Linked DNA regions of Homo sapiens: all the other regions are linked to region 1. A link is an interaction called in ENCODE POLR2A ChIA-PET data of the cell type or tissue named here. Cell type or tissue: B cell. All regions are shown on one strand. Region 1 overlaps LOC101928923 (a long non-coding RNA gene). Region 2 overlaps LOC101928923 (a long non-coding RNA gene). Region 3 has its middle 8.4 kb from the start of SNORD28B.

Region 1 (4,000 bases):
GGAGGTCTGGCCCAGATAACATAAACCAGTTGTCATTGCATGGGATCAGGGTAGACCTAGGTGCTTTGATGACAATCTGTTGGTCTGTGCTCTTCCCTTTAATATATATTCCCAAACTAATTGTCTCACTAAATTCACTAAGTGCAGTTTCTGGCTGCAACATTTCTACTTGGGAAAGACGCCAGAATTGTCAGCCAGTAAAGACTTCAGACCTTTCTTGGCCAATTTGCCAAAAAAACATCAGAGGGAGTTATTGATCTTTTCCCTTGTACTCATTCAGCTAATTTTTTTTTCTGTTTCCTTTCTTTTCTTCTTCTTAAGCTGACATCCAATAAAAGCTATTTCTTTGAGGTGCCAGCAACATGTCAGCACCAATACCATTGACAATATGAATTGTAGTCCCCCCACCTCCATTTCTCTACAAATGTCCTTTTCTTGGTTCTGTTGACAACACAGGTATTTGTCAAGCTTTGCTTTCCTCTTGCATTTATTCATGGGTGACTTTGAACCTGGACTGGTTCATGGGACTAAATTCCATTTGGATACTGTGTTTGAATACTACTGCAAGTTGCATGCTTAAAAATTTATTAAACAGTATACACCACTTATCAGAGCAATCTTATTTTATACTTAATTTATAGAAGAAAGCCCAGTAGATTAGTCAGGGACATCTCAATAGCTAGTTTCTCAGCAGGAGCAAATTTTGGATTTGGCCTTCAGAAATATGAACTATTCTTTCAGAAATTTCTGGCACTGAATAGTGCTACACTTCCCCCCGTGAGAGCTGTTCACTTACCACCTTTTCTTAGCTGGAGGCCCAGGCTCATACTAGCCTATGAGGTACAATTAAAGAGGAGGCCTAGAGAATTGCAGGCATAATTACCACAGAGATGGGCAAGGTAGTTATGGTGACAATAAATATGTAAGATATCTGGGAAGCTTTTTTTTTTTTTTTTTTTTGAGACAGAGTCTCACTCTGTTGCCCAGGTTGGAGTGCAGTGGTGTGATCTTGGCTCACTGCAACCTCCACCTCCCAAGTTCAAGTGATTCTCCTGCTTCAGCCTCCCAAGTAGCTGAGATTACAGGCATGCACCACTACAAGCAGCTAATTTGTTTTGTATTTTTAGTAGAGACGGGGTTTCACCATGTTGTTCAGGCTGGTCCTGAACTCCTGACCTCAAATTATCCACCTGCCTCAGCCTCCCAAAGTGCTGGGATTACAGGCATGAGCCACCGTGCCTGGCCTCTGAAAAGTTTTTTTTTTTTTTTTTTTTCTGAGATGGAGTTTTGCTCTTCTTGCCTAGGCTGGAGTGCAATGGTGCGATCTTGGCACACTGCAACCTCCGCCACCTCTGGATAGTGACAACTATGAACAGATTAATATGCAAACTGATGGTTGGGACAGTCATTTGACAAATTTGCAACTGATTTGCCTGAATTATCCTGAAAATATCTCACCCTTTCACTTGAATGATGCTGTGCAGAACACTCTGCTGATGCTTGAAGGTATTTCCTGTGTAGAGTCCCCCAGTGAGTACAAAAATATGGGCCAAGTGTAGCCCAGACATCTGAGTAACTCTCACTCAATTGTGGATCCACATGAGAAGAAGTAAAACCAATGTCCCATTTCCTACATTGACGCAGAGGATGCTGCTTATCTCAGCACCTGGCTTGTCAAGCAGCCACGCTCAAACCTCTGATCCTCTTTGATCCTGCCTGATACTGCTTCATAGAATTTCAATTCCAGAAGAACTCAAATCAGCAATCTTTTCTTTATATTCCATTTCTTCCCTGCTTCTGCCCACTCACCTTTTCTCGTGGTCCTAGGATCAGGGCGTTTGAGGTTATATAACTTAATATGAGTAGGAATCACTTGGAGTTAGGAAGAGAGAAGTGTTGATATAGTGGAATATAAGTAATTTACAAATTGATATATGCATTCTAAATATATGCCTGTGAAATTTCTGTAATTCTAAAATGGGAATAGAACCAAAATGTTTAGTCAGACATGATAATTATAGCTAACATTTATTGAAGGCTTATAACGGGCCAGCTACTGTTCTAATTGCTTTACATTTATTAGCTAATGTTCTCACAATAGCCCAATGAGACAATTCTTATCACCATTTTACAAAGCAAGAAATAGGCGCAGAGAGGTTGTGACTTGTTCAAAGTCACCACTGGGTGATGGAGTCAATATTGGGACCCGTGTCTTGTGACTCCCCCAGTCACAGTGCCATGCTGCCGGTACAGTTCCAAAATGATATTAACACTTGCCCCTTAACTTTGAAAGAGTTTTGCAAAGCCTGGTCTTATAATATGTAAATAACAGTGCTTGAATTTCTTGGCTGATAAGTATTAATAACCAGAAAGTAATATTTTAGAATGCGGTATCCCTGGATATTAATTAGCTTGCTTATATATGTTAGTCCTCTAGGGCTGCTGCGATAAAGGACCACAGACTGGGTAGCTTAACACAGCAGCAATTTCTTCTCTCTCAGTTTTGGAGGCTGGAAGTCTAAAGTGGAGGTGCTGGCAGGGACGTGCTCTCTCAGAAGGTTCTAGGGGAGGATCCCTCCTGTCTCTTCCAGCCTCTGCTGGCTCTCCTTGGCCTTCCTTGCCTTGTGAACGCAGCTCCCTTGTGAACGCAGCTCCCTGCCTTCATCACATGGAATTCTCCCTGGGTGTGTGTCTGTGTCTACATTTTTCTCTTCTCAAAAGGACACCAGTGGCCTGGTGCAGTGGCTCACGCCTATAATCCGACCACTTTGGGAGGCCGAGGCAGGTGGATCACCTGAGGTCAGGAGTTCCAGACCAGCCTGACCAATATGGTGAAACCCTATCTCTACTAAAAACACAAAAATTAGCCACACGTGGTGGCATGCGCCTGTAATCCAAGCTACTTGGGAGGCTGAGGCGGGAGAATCACTTGAACCTGGGAGGTGTAGGTTGCAGTGAGACAAGATCACACCATTGCACTCCAGCCTGGGGAACAAGAGCAAAACCCTATCTCAAAAAATAATAATAAAAAAATTAAATTAAAGATTTAAATTTAAATTTAAAAAAAGGACACCAGTCATTCCCCTCATCCTGGTATAACTTCATCTTAACTTGATGACGTCTGCAGAAACCCTATTTCCAAATAAGGTCACCCAAGGTCTTGGAGTTTAGGACTTAAACATGACTTTTTGGGGCACACAATCAACAACAATATACATATCTGCTTAGGCTATATTATCACCTATGTTTTAATTTTGAGAATAAAACAAGAATAATGTTTCCCCCATGCAATTTCTTTCTTTTTCCTCCAACACACGTGCATAATTCTTTTATTTCTTCCTTAAAACAGCATCTGATCTACCAGCAGATGTTTCCCCCATAATAACAGGCACATAATACCCCACTTCAGAGGTCTGGGATCGGGTGGAGTGGTTCTCATGATAGCTTTTTATTTTATAGCAGACCTCTTTTTATTTTGTCTTCTAAATTGCTTTTCCATTACTTGTTTATAATATTAATAGTTAAAACCATAGTATGGGAGTGATCATATAGTTGACATTTACAATTAACATTGTACGGCCAGGATTTCTCCATGTTATTGCAAAAACTTAGCTGATTTGTTAACATTCCTTATAATATTTCAGCAAATTAAAAATATACAATTAAATCTTTCTCATAGTTGGCACTTAGGTTGTTTCCATTTTTTTCTTTTGTGTTAGTACTGCAGTGAATATTTATGCTTATATCTTTTTTCTTCCTTTGTTCTTTTTTCCAAGAGGAATTTCTAAAAGAATATAATATTTTGGTGTCTCTTGATAGCCTATCGTTTGATATTGATTGCTGTCAGAAATTGCACTGGAATCACCCCAATATTGTTTCACAAGCTGATCATATAAAATTTTGTTTTAAATAGCCTTTTATTGCTTACATTTTAACTTCATTGTTATTATGGTTGAACACTTTTCAAATGTATTTCTTCTAAACATTAAAATCATCTGGG
Region 2 (4,000 bases), 130 kb after region 1:
AGATGCTATGGTTTTCCGCTGTCCCAGGGCAAAATGTTGTGAGAACATACATTTTTAATGGGCTGCTCTGCTTCTCTTTGTTTTCAGGTGGCAGGAAAGTTTCCCATGGGTGTACAAGCTTTCTGAGGTGCAGGAAATTTTGTGGGGTGATATTTCTACCAAAAGAACACTGACACCCCTTTCTTCTCTTTCCCTCTGGGGTGGACCATGGAACATAAGGTGGATGGAGGAAATCTCCACCAACCTCAATAAGTAACTCATGCTTCTAGAACTGGGGACAATTGGTTGGATTTTGAGGAAGCTATGCCTTACTTAGATTTCCCTCTTCAAAGAACAGTTAAGAGTGAATGTATATTTATATATCTGTGTAGTTAGGATTATTGGGATCTAAGTCAAACAAAATTAGGTTTTGTTTTATTTTTTCAAGGGCAGAACACACATACGGTAAAACAAAACAAGACAAAAAGAAGGACAAATGAAGTAAAAAATATGTCCCTTTCCAGAGCCCAATTTCTGTTATCAGTTCTCTGCCTCAGAGATAATCAGTATCAGTTTTTGTAATAACTGGCAATTTTTGCACATACAACCATATAGGCATATATACAATTTAACTTTTTTTGATTACTGTAATTTCATTTTATACAAATAGATATGACTATCGTTGGTGGAGGTGGTAGTAGGGGTTCTTAGATGAGACCATCAGTCAAGAGGTTGTCCTGCTCAGAAGCAAAAGAAAAGCTACTAGCTTGGATTTCATAATTTTAAGTTGAAGGGTATGATGGGGAGGAGAACATTCTAATTATTTTGTGTCTGCTATGGAACTGGCATCAAGCAAAGAGTTTCATATACACAGGAGTGGCTACATAATTTGTGCGCTCTGGTGGGAAATAAAAAATGCAGGTGTCCTTGTTCAAAAATTAAGAATTTCAAGACAGGAGAGCAGCGCCTCGCACCAGGCAAGGACTTGCTAACGCTGGGCGCCACCCGTGAAGCCAGCCCTGTGTGTACGTTTTCAGATTTCTCCATAAAACCGGACAATGGAAGCATCTTTGTCTTTACTGTGCAGATGGAAAGCTGAGATTTGAAGTTTCAATCCTCAATCTTCTTTCCAGTGCATTTACCTGTAGGATATCACGATTTGAAAATAGCGTTCCTACCAAAACAATGTAAGTTCCCCAAAGAAAGAAAATATTTGACCCCGATATTGGTTATCTGGACAATGTGAATTTTATATGTGAGAGCTGTTCCAACTTCCAGCTACCAGATGTCTGTAAAAATTCATAGCAGGCTATTAAATTTAGCAGATCCTGTCTTAATTAGATTAGCTTTTGCTCAGCACGATGGCAGAGTGTCTCTCTGATTGAGGGCTTAGAAAGATTTCTGGTGGGGATTCTTTATGGAAGATGGAGTCTTTTATCCACAGAGACTGACAAATAGAAAAAAAAAAATACCCTACCTCATAATAGTATAAAAATGTGGTCATGGTGTGTCAAAGCAGAACCGTGGGTCTTTATTTCAGTGATGTTTTCTTTTTATTTGGCTTAAGAACAGGAATGGTTGGGGGATAAAGATGGGGAAGGGGAGTATTCAAAATGACTGGCTAAGAAAATAGCACAGGGAAGGTGGAAAACTACAAGCAAATTCTTGTCGTCAAATCCTCCAATAAATCTAGCACCAAAGGAGTGTTCAGCGTTCAGTTCCTGCTAGTGCATGAGTAATTTTTTTTTTCTTTCCAGACAGGAAACAAAACTGTGCCGTTTGTCTTGAGCTGGTCTTACGTGATTAAACTCAGCATCTAGTCTCTCTCCCCATTAAAGGTCACTAAAAAAGCTTACATGACGCAAAACCAACAGTCCAAAGCCCCCTCTTTATTTTGCCTTCTCTATCCTGCCATGAGCAGAGGCCCTAACCTGCAGTGTTTTGTGGAAACATTACTTGTTTATCCACGTAGGTATCTACATGACAGCAGTTTTGAGAGCTGAGCGGCTCTTCTTGGTGTGTAGGTCACTCCATAAAGAAAACTGATGTGGGGAATTTTTCTGGTCATCTGATTCACCAGCTGAAAGGTCGTGTTCATGCAAAGATCTTCTTCACTTGGCTGTGGGGTCTGTGGAGACTGATAAGACAAGAAAAAAGAGGATGAGAATTTGTTTCCACCTCACAACCTCCATGCTAGGGGGCAGGAGGCGGAATTTGGGTTTTCCAAACCTCAAAGCACACGGAAGCAGGCTGGGAGCACTGGTGGCTGGGAGAAAAAAATGGCCCATCATTTGCTGCCGCCGCAGGCTAATCAGATTCACGTCATACACAGGCAGGGTTACTAGGCAACTGATTAAATAAACGTGCTGGTCCTACAAGCGAGCTTGCAATTAATTAACTTAACCATTTTCATTTCGACTGTTTTCTTCCCTTCTCCACCTCAACCTGCTTTGAAATACTGAAATGTGAGAGGCATTGGGGAGCTTCTTGTGTTCAGGGGGAGGATGCTGCGGACCTATTTTTGCCTTCGGTGGGAAATGCCCGATTCCTGTTAGTTCTTCCCACACATTGAATAGAAGAACCTGATCAGCAGGTAATTAACATTTTAAGCAAATAAGAAAACACGCATGAAAAGGCCTGAAAGAGTGCCAGGCGTATATCTTCAATATATTCAAAACCTACATATTCAAATTGTGTATCTTCAATATATTCAAAACTTATATATTCAAAACGTATACCTTCAATATATTCAAAGCCTGTCATGCTTCCTAATCATGCTAGTCACAGTGTGGAATGAGATAAAAAAGAACTTATACTATGGAAAATTATTTTAATAGATCATTTTCCTGTAGTAGGCGTGTGCTGAGGGAGAACCATGTCTGTGCTCCATGCATATCCTCTCCACATGCTTTGAGGTGGAGAGATCAATCCTTTAACCAGCCCAGGTGGTCATGGAAGCATTCCTGGAGGACGTGAGGCCGGGAGGCATGTCTTGAAGGTCAAGAGAAGGTCAGGAGAGGAAGAAATGTGAGTGAGCATTCCAGGAGAGGGTCTAGTGTGAACAAAGACCCAGTTACATTGGTAACATTGTGACCAATTGGGTTTGGATGAAGTAAAAAATGAAAGGCATGGAGTAGAGCTGGAGAAATTTTGCAGGGCCAGGTTAAAAAGTGACATTTATGTCCATCTGAGGAGTTTAGACTTTATTCCATGGGCATGGAAACTACTGAAGGATTTCACAAGGGAAGTGGCATAGCCGTACTTTACCTATAGATCGTTTACTCTTAGTCATGTGGAATTAAAATTTAAGAGGACACTAGAAGGGAGAAGACACTGTGGGGTGTTTTGTGATATTTCAGAAGAGAAATGAGGAAGTGAAGTGGAGCCTGGGTGGAAGGATGGGGTGGGAGAAGCAAGTGTCAGATCTATTTGTGCCTTGAAGGGATGGGGTTAGGGGCAGGGACAAGATGGCAACAAGGGCCCCAGTTTGAGAAACGGAGTTGGGGTAGGGGCATTAACTCAAAGCAGGAGTACAGAAGCAGCCCACTCATGGGAGAGGGAGAAAATAGAAATTCTGTTTTGCTCTTGCCAAGTTTGTGCTTCCTGTGTCCAGCAGGCTATCAGTTAAATAAAGCAATTTCTTAATAATTCCTCAAGACTGGGATTAGAAGAAATTCCCTGTAGAACCTGCACTCCAAACAGACTCTTTATAGGACTGTACTTCCAGAGTAATTTTTAAAACAGGATAGAGAACAACTAGACAGAAGGGATGGGGGCCAAACCTCATGCAGAGCCTCTTGCTTCTAAATGTATTATAGTAACAGCCAAAAAAAAAAAAAAAAAGTCCACTAGCACTGATAACGTTATTATTCATCATAACTACACCATCCATCCTAATCTGTCCTTCTAATTATGGAATGGAGTTGCCATATTCAAATGTGGAATGGGCTGAAGTTACCCATGACAAAGATATTTTCCTGGATGATCTGATGTTCCCTGTGCACTTATCAAATGCCACTGT
Region 3 (4,000 bases), 220 kb before region 1:
CTTAATTGGGGATGTACATTAGTTTCGCACGGAAACATTTTTCAGTATGTTCTGACGTAGGCCCCTCTCTATGCCCACTGAGTCAGAATCTCCATGCAGGCCTCATCTTCAGAAGATGTTGCCGGGGGATGCTGATAGATTTCTCTGTTCAGAGTCATTGGTCTAGGAAGAATGATCCGGAGCTGGTTGGAGGCTGCAGTGTCATGCTCTTCAGGCATTTCATCTCCCAGGGCATCGTTGTTTTGTAGGGCAGCAGGGTGTCACTCAGGATGCTAGTTATAGCGAGTGAAGGTAGGTGGCTGAATGCTCAGAAGGATGAGTGAGTGTCCAATGAGTGAGTGTCCAAGTTGTGTTTTTCTTCACTGTGCAGGTGAGCACAGTCAGATGCCTTCCTGGGGTGGAGGTGGTTCTAAGAGCCTGGGGTCGGGGATAGGCAGCCCGGTCACAATCCTGGCTCTGGTATTAGTTAGCCAAGACACTGGGAGGCACTTGCTTGGTTTCTCTAGGCTTGCATCTTCTTGCTAGGAAGAAGATTAGATTGGGTAATATATAAGGACCTCTGAAGTTCTAGGCTACTTGGAGGTCAACTGAAAACATTTTTAAAAGTATCATACAAGTGACCTATTCTCATTCTAGAAAACCGTGAAACATTGGAGTAAGCAAAAAGAAAAGAAAAACCCCATTATCCCACGACCCTGCCTCCCAGAGAACCTTTAGATGTGAATTCTTTCTTTTAGTCCTTGTGCAAAGATAAAGACACAGATATGCATGTGAGCACATAAATGTAAAAACATGCATTTTAGTATAATATGTATTTTACAAAAAGGTGATTGTGTACTATATATGATCTTGTAATCTATCTTTTAAGTGAACCTATAAGGAACATGGGAACTCCTTTCCATGCCACTAAATGTACATTGGACATCTTTAACATGGGGGCAGATAGCTTTGTGACCTAGGGCCTGGCCTTGGGGACTGCCTCTGGTTCAGCCACTTCCTAGCTGTGCAACCTTGAGCAAGTTACTTTATCTCTCTAAATCATAATTTCCCTCCATGGAAAATGGCTGTAATAGTAATGCCTACTTTATAAAGTGTTCTGAGGATTAAGTCAGACACTGCATGCTACATACTTAGAGCAGTGTCTGGCCCATACAAGGATCAATAAATGTTCACTAAGAATGCTGCATATCATTCTATTTTACTCATGTGCATAATTTAACTAATCCGCTATTATTGCTTAGATTTCTCTTTGCTGTTGTACACAATGATGCACTGATTGTTCCATAGATTAATATTTATGTATATTCTTAGGACATATTCCTAAAAGCAAAATCGCTGAGCTAAAGGGCAGGCACATTTTAAAGAAGCCAATACATAGAGCTAAGGTGCCCAGCTGAAAGGTTGTAGCAGCCTATGAGAGTGGCCGTTCCCCACATCTAAGGGAGGTATGTGTTAGTTTTCCTTTGATTTTATTTTGTTTTTGAATTTAAAGGAGAGGGAAAATGGTTGAAAAATGATGTCATGATTTTATTTTACATTTATTTTTACATACATACTCATTTTGCCCATTTTTCTATTGGAGTGTTTCCCTCTTTATTGTTGACTTGTAAGATTGTTCATACAGTAGCAATCCTTTACTTTTACTTATTAATTCATGAGAGCTAGTTTCGCACCCAAGTCCCAGAGGTAACAGCTGATGGTGAACGAGACAGTTCCCATCCTTGCCTTGGTGGATATAAAGTTCAGGCAGGAAAATGGATATGAAATAAATGATGAAAACCTGCAATCAAGAGTATTACAGGGCTATGTAGACTATTGGGCTTATCCTGAGGCTTCCCACAGGCAGTGATGTGTGAGAAGATGTTGGAGAGACAGGACTTGGCCAGGGATAGACTGGGTAGATGGAGGCTCCAGGAATGTAGGTTGAAGATATTTTTTTTCCTAACTGGTTGCTTGCTTAAAAAAAAACCAAACAAGCTGTGTGCAGTGGCTCAAGCCTGTAATCCCAGCACTTTGGGAGGCCGAGGTGGGCAGATCACGAGGTCAGGAGTTCAAGACCAGCCTGGCCAATATGATGAAACCCTATCTCTACTAAAAATACAAAAATTAGCCAGGCATGGTGGTGCATGCCTGTAGTCCCAGGCACTTGGGAGGCTGAGGCGGAAGAATTGCTTGAATATGGGAGGTGAAGTTTGCAGTGAGCCAGGATCGCACCACTGCACTCCAGCTGGTGACAGAGCAAGACTCTGTCTCAAAAAAAAAACAAAAAAAAAAACAAAAAAAAAAACAAAAAATCCCCAAAACAAACAAACTTAGCTAACTTAGTTCATAGTCTGTGTTGACATCTTACGGTTTTTAAATTAGTAAAATCAATTAGTATTTATTTTCCTGCATATTTTCTACCATTGGTATTTTACTTGGAAAGTCGACCCCATGAAGTTTTTATTTTTTATTTTTTTCCTTCATTTTATAAACTTTATTTATTATAAATTGACAATTTATAATTGTATAAATTTGTGAGGTACAAAGTGATATTATAATTTATGCATACAATGTGGAATAGTTAAATAAAGCTATTTAACATATCCATCACCTCAAAAACTGGAAAGTTTTTGTGGTGAGAACATTTGAAATGTACTGTCCTAGCAGTTTTGAAATGTACAATACTCTATGATTAAGTAAATGCACCATGCATTGCAGTAGACTCAAAAAAGAAAAAATCCATACCCCCATAGCTGAGACTTTGTACCCTTTGACCTTCATCTCCACATTCCCCAGCCCCCAGTCTCTGTAACCACCATTCTGCTCTCTGATTCTATGAATTCAATTGTTTTAGATTCTACATTTGAGTGAAAACATGAGATATTTGTCTTTCTGTACCTGGCTTATTTCATGCAGCGTAATGATCTCTAATTCTATCCATGTTGTTGCCAACGATAGAACTTTGTTCTTTTTAAAGGCTGAATAGTATTCCATTGTGTGTGTATACCATATTTTCTTTTTCCATTTATCTGTTGATAGACACTTTAGTTTGATTCCTAACTTGGCTATTGTCAATAGTGTTGCAATGAACACAGGAGTGCAGGTAGCTCTTTGACATACCAAAGGGTACATATTCCTTTTGATATATAACCAGAAGTGGGATTGCAGGATCACATGGTAATTCTATTTTTAGTTTTCTAAGAAACTTCCATGCCATTTTCCATAATAGCCATACTAATTTTTGATGTTACTAGAACGCTTCATCCCAGGTGAGACAGATGTGCATTTATAATAAACACCAAAGATTGTCCTTCTATAAGTGCCTTGTGGGGTTGGGCTCATGGAGAGAAAGGCTGACCTTTATGCTGATCTCTTAACCTGTGCCCAGTGAAGCATGCAGTCGTATACTTCAGGTAATAGAAACTGGATAAGAGAAAAGAATGTCTTGATTCACAAGAGATTTGTGAAGGGGAAAAGTTTGTTCTTAATCCTCTCTTCTCTGAGCTATTCCGAGTATAGCATCTCATACACTTCTATATGAGCCCAGGTTCCTCCATTGGTATAAGGAAACAATTTTAAATCAAACTAATTCATGCTAAAATGTGAATGACTAAATAAGCTATCTGCCCCTAGTCTATTTTCATCTTAACAGAGTACCATAAAAAGAGAATAATATACAATGTGTGTACGTCTACATTGGACGTTCAGTCTGATATCCAAGTCAGACTGAATGTAGAAGATAAATTTTTGGTTAAATGAATCCTTACTTGCATGCTTAGCAGCAGTTCCAGAAAGATGCAGAGGGTTGAGAAGTGTAGAGTTTACTGGTTAGCAAAGTGAATTCTAGAGGCAGAATACCAGAGCCAAATTCTAGTTCTGCCATTTACTAGCTGGGTGACTATAGGCAAGTTCATTAACTGCTGTGCTTCAGCTTCCTCATCTATACAATGACAATGATAATATCCACCTCATAGTAAGAGTGAGAGGATTGAAGGATTTCTTGAATATACGGTGGCCA

What was found. ChIA-PET counts read pairs that join two places held together with the same protein. Peaks named below come from ENCODE experiments on the same cell type or tissue, not always from the same donor. Only the 100,000 strongest peaks of a DNase experiment are listed, where the experiment ranks them.
Region 2: POLR2A ChIA-PET joins it to region 1 with 7 read pairs; 2 of 35 experiments call an interaction of 5 or more read pairs at or near these places.
Region 3: POLR2A ChIA-PET joins it to region 1 with 6 read pairs; 3 of 35 experiments call an interaction of 5 or more read pairs at or near these places.

Annotation. Positions count from the first base shown.
Region 1 is chr6:156,161,078-156,165,077 of GRCh38, reverse strand. The region is part of intron 4 of LOC101928923 (a long non-coding RNA gene); the gene reads left to right. Among named protein-coding and RNA genes, the nearest start is that of SNORD28B, 220 kb to the left of the region's middle. In B cell, no CTCF peak of the experiment used is centred here; a DNase peak (open chromatin) is centred at 1,537; H3K27ac peaks cover 482 bases.
Region 2 is chr6:156,026,791-156,030,790 of GRCh38, reverse strand. The region is part of intron 4 of LOC101928923 (a long non-coding RNA gene); the gene reads left to right. Among named protein-coding and RNA genes, the nearest start is that of MIR1202, 82 kb to the right of the region's middle. In B cell, no CTCF peak of the experiment used is centred here; a DNase peak (open chromatin) is centred at 1,890.
Region 3 is chr6:156,385,197-156,389,196 of GRCh38, reverse strand. No RefSeq gene overlaps it. Among named protein-coding and RNA genes, the nearest start is that of SNORD28B, 8.4 kb to the right of the region's middle. In B cell, no CTCF peak of the experiment used is centred here; no DNase peak of the experiment used is centred here.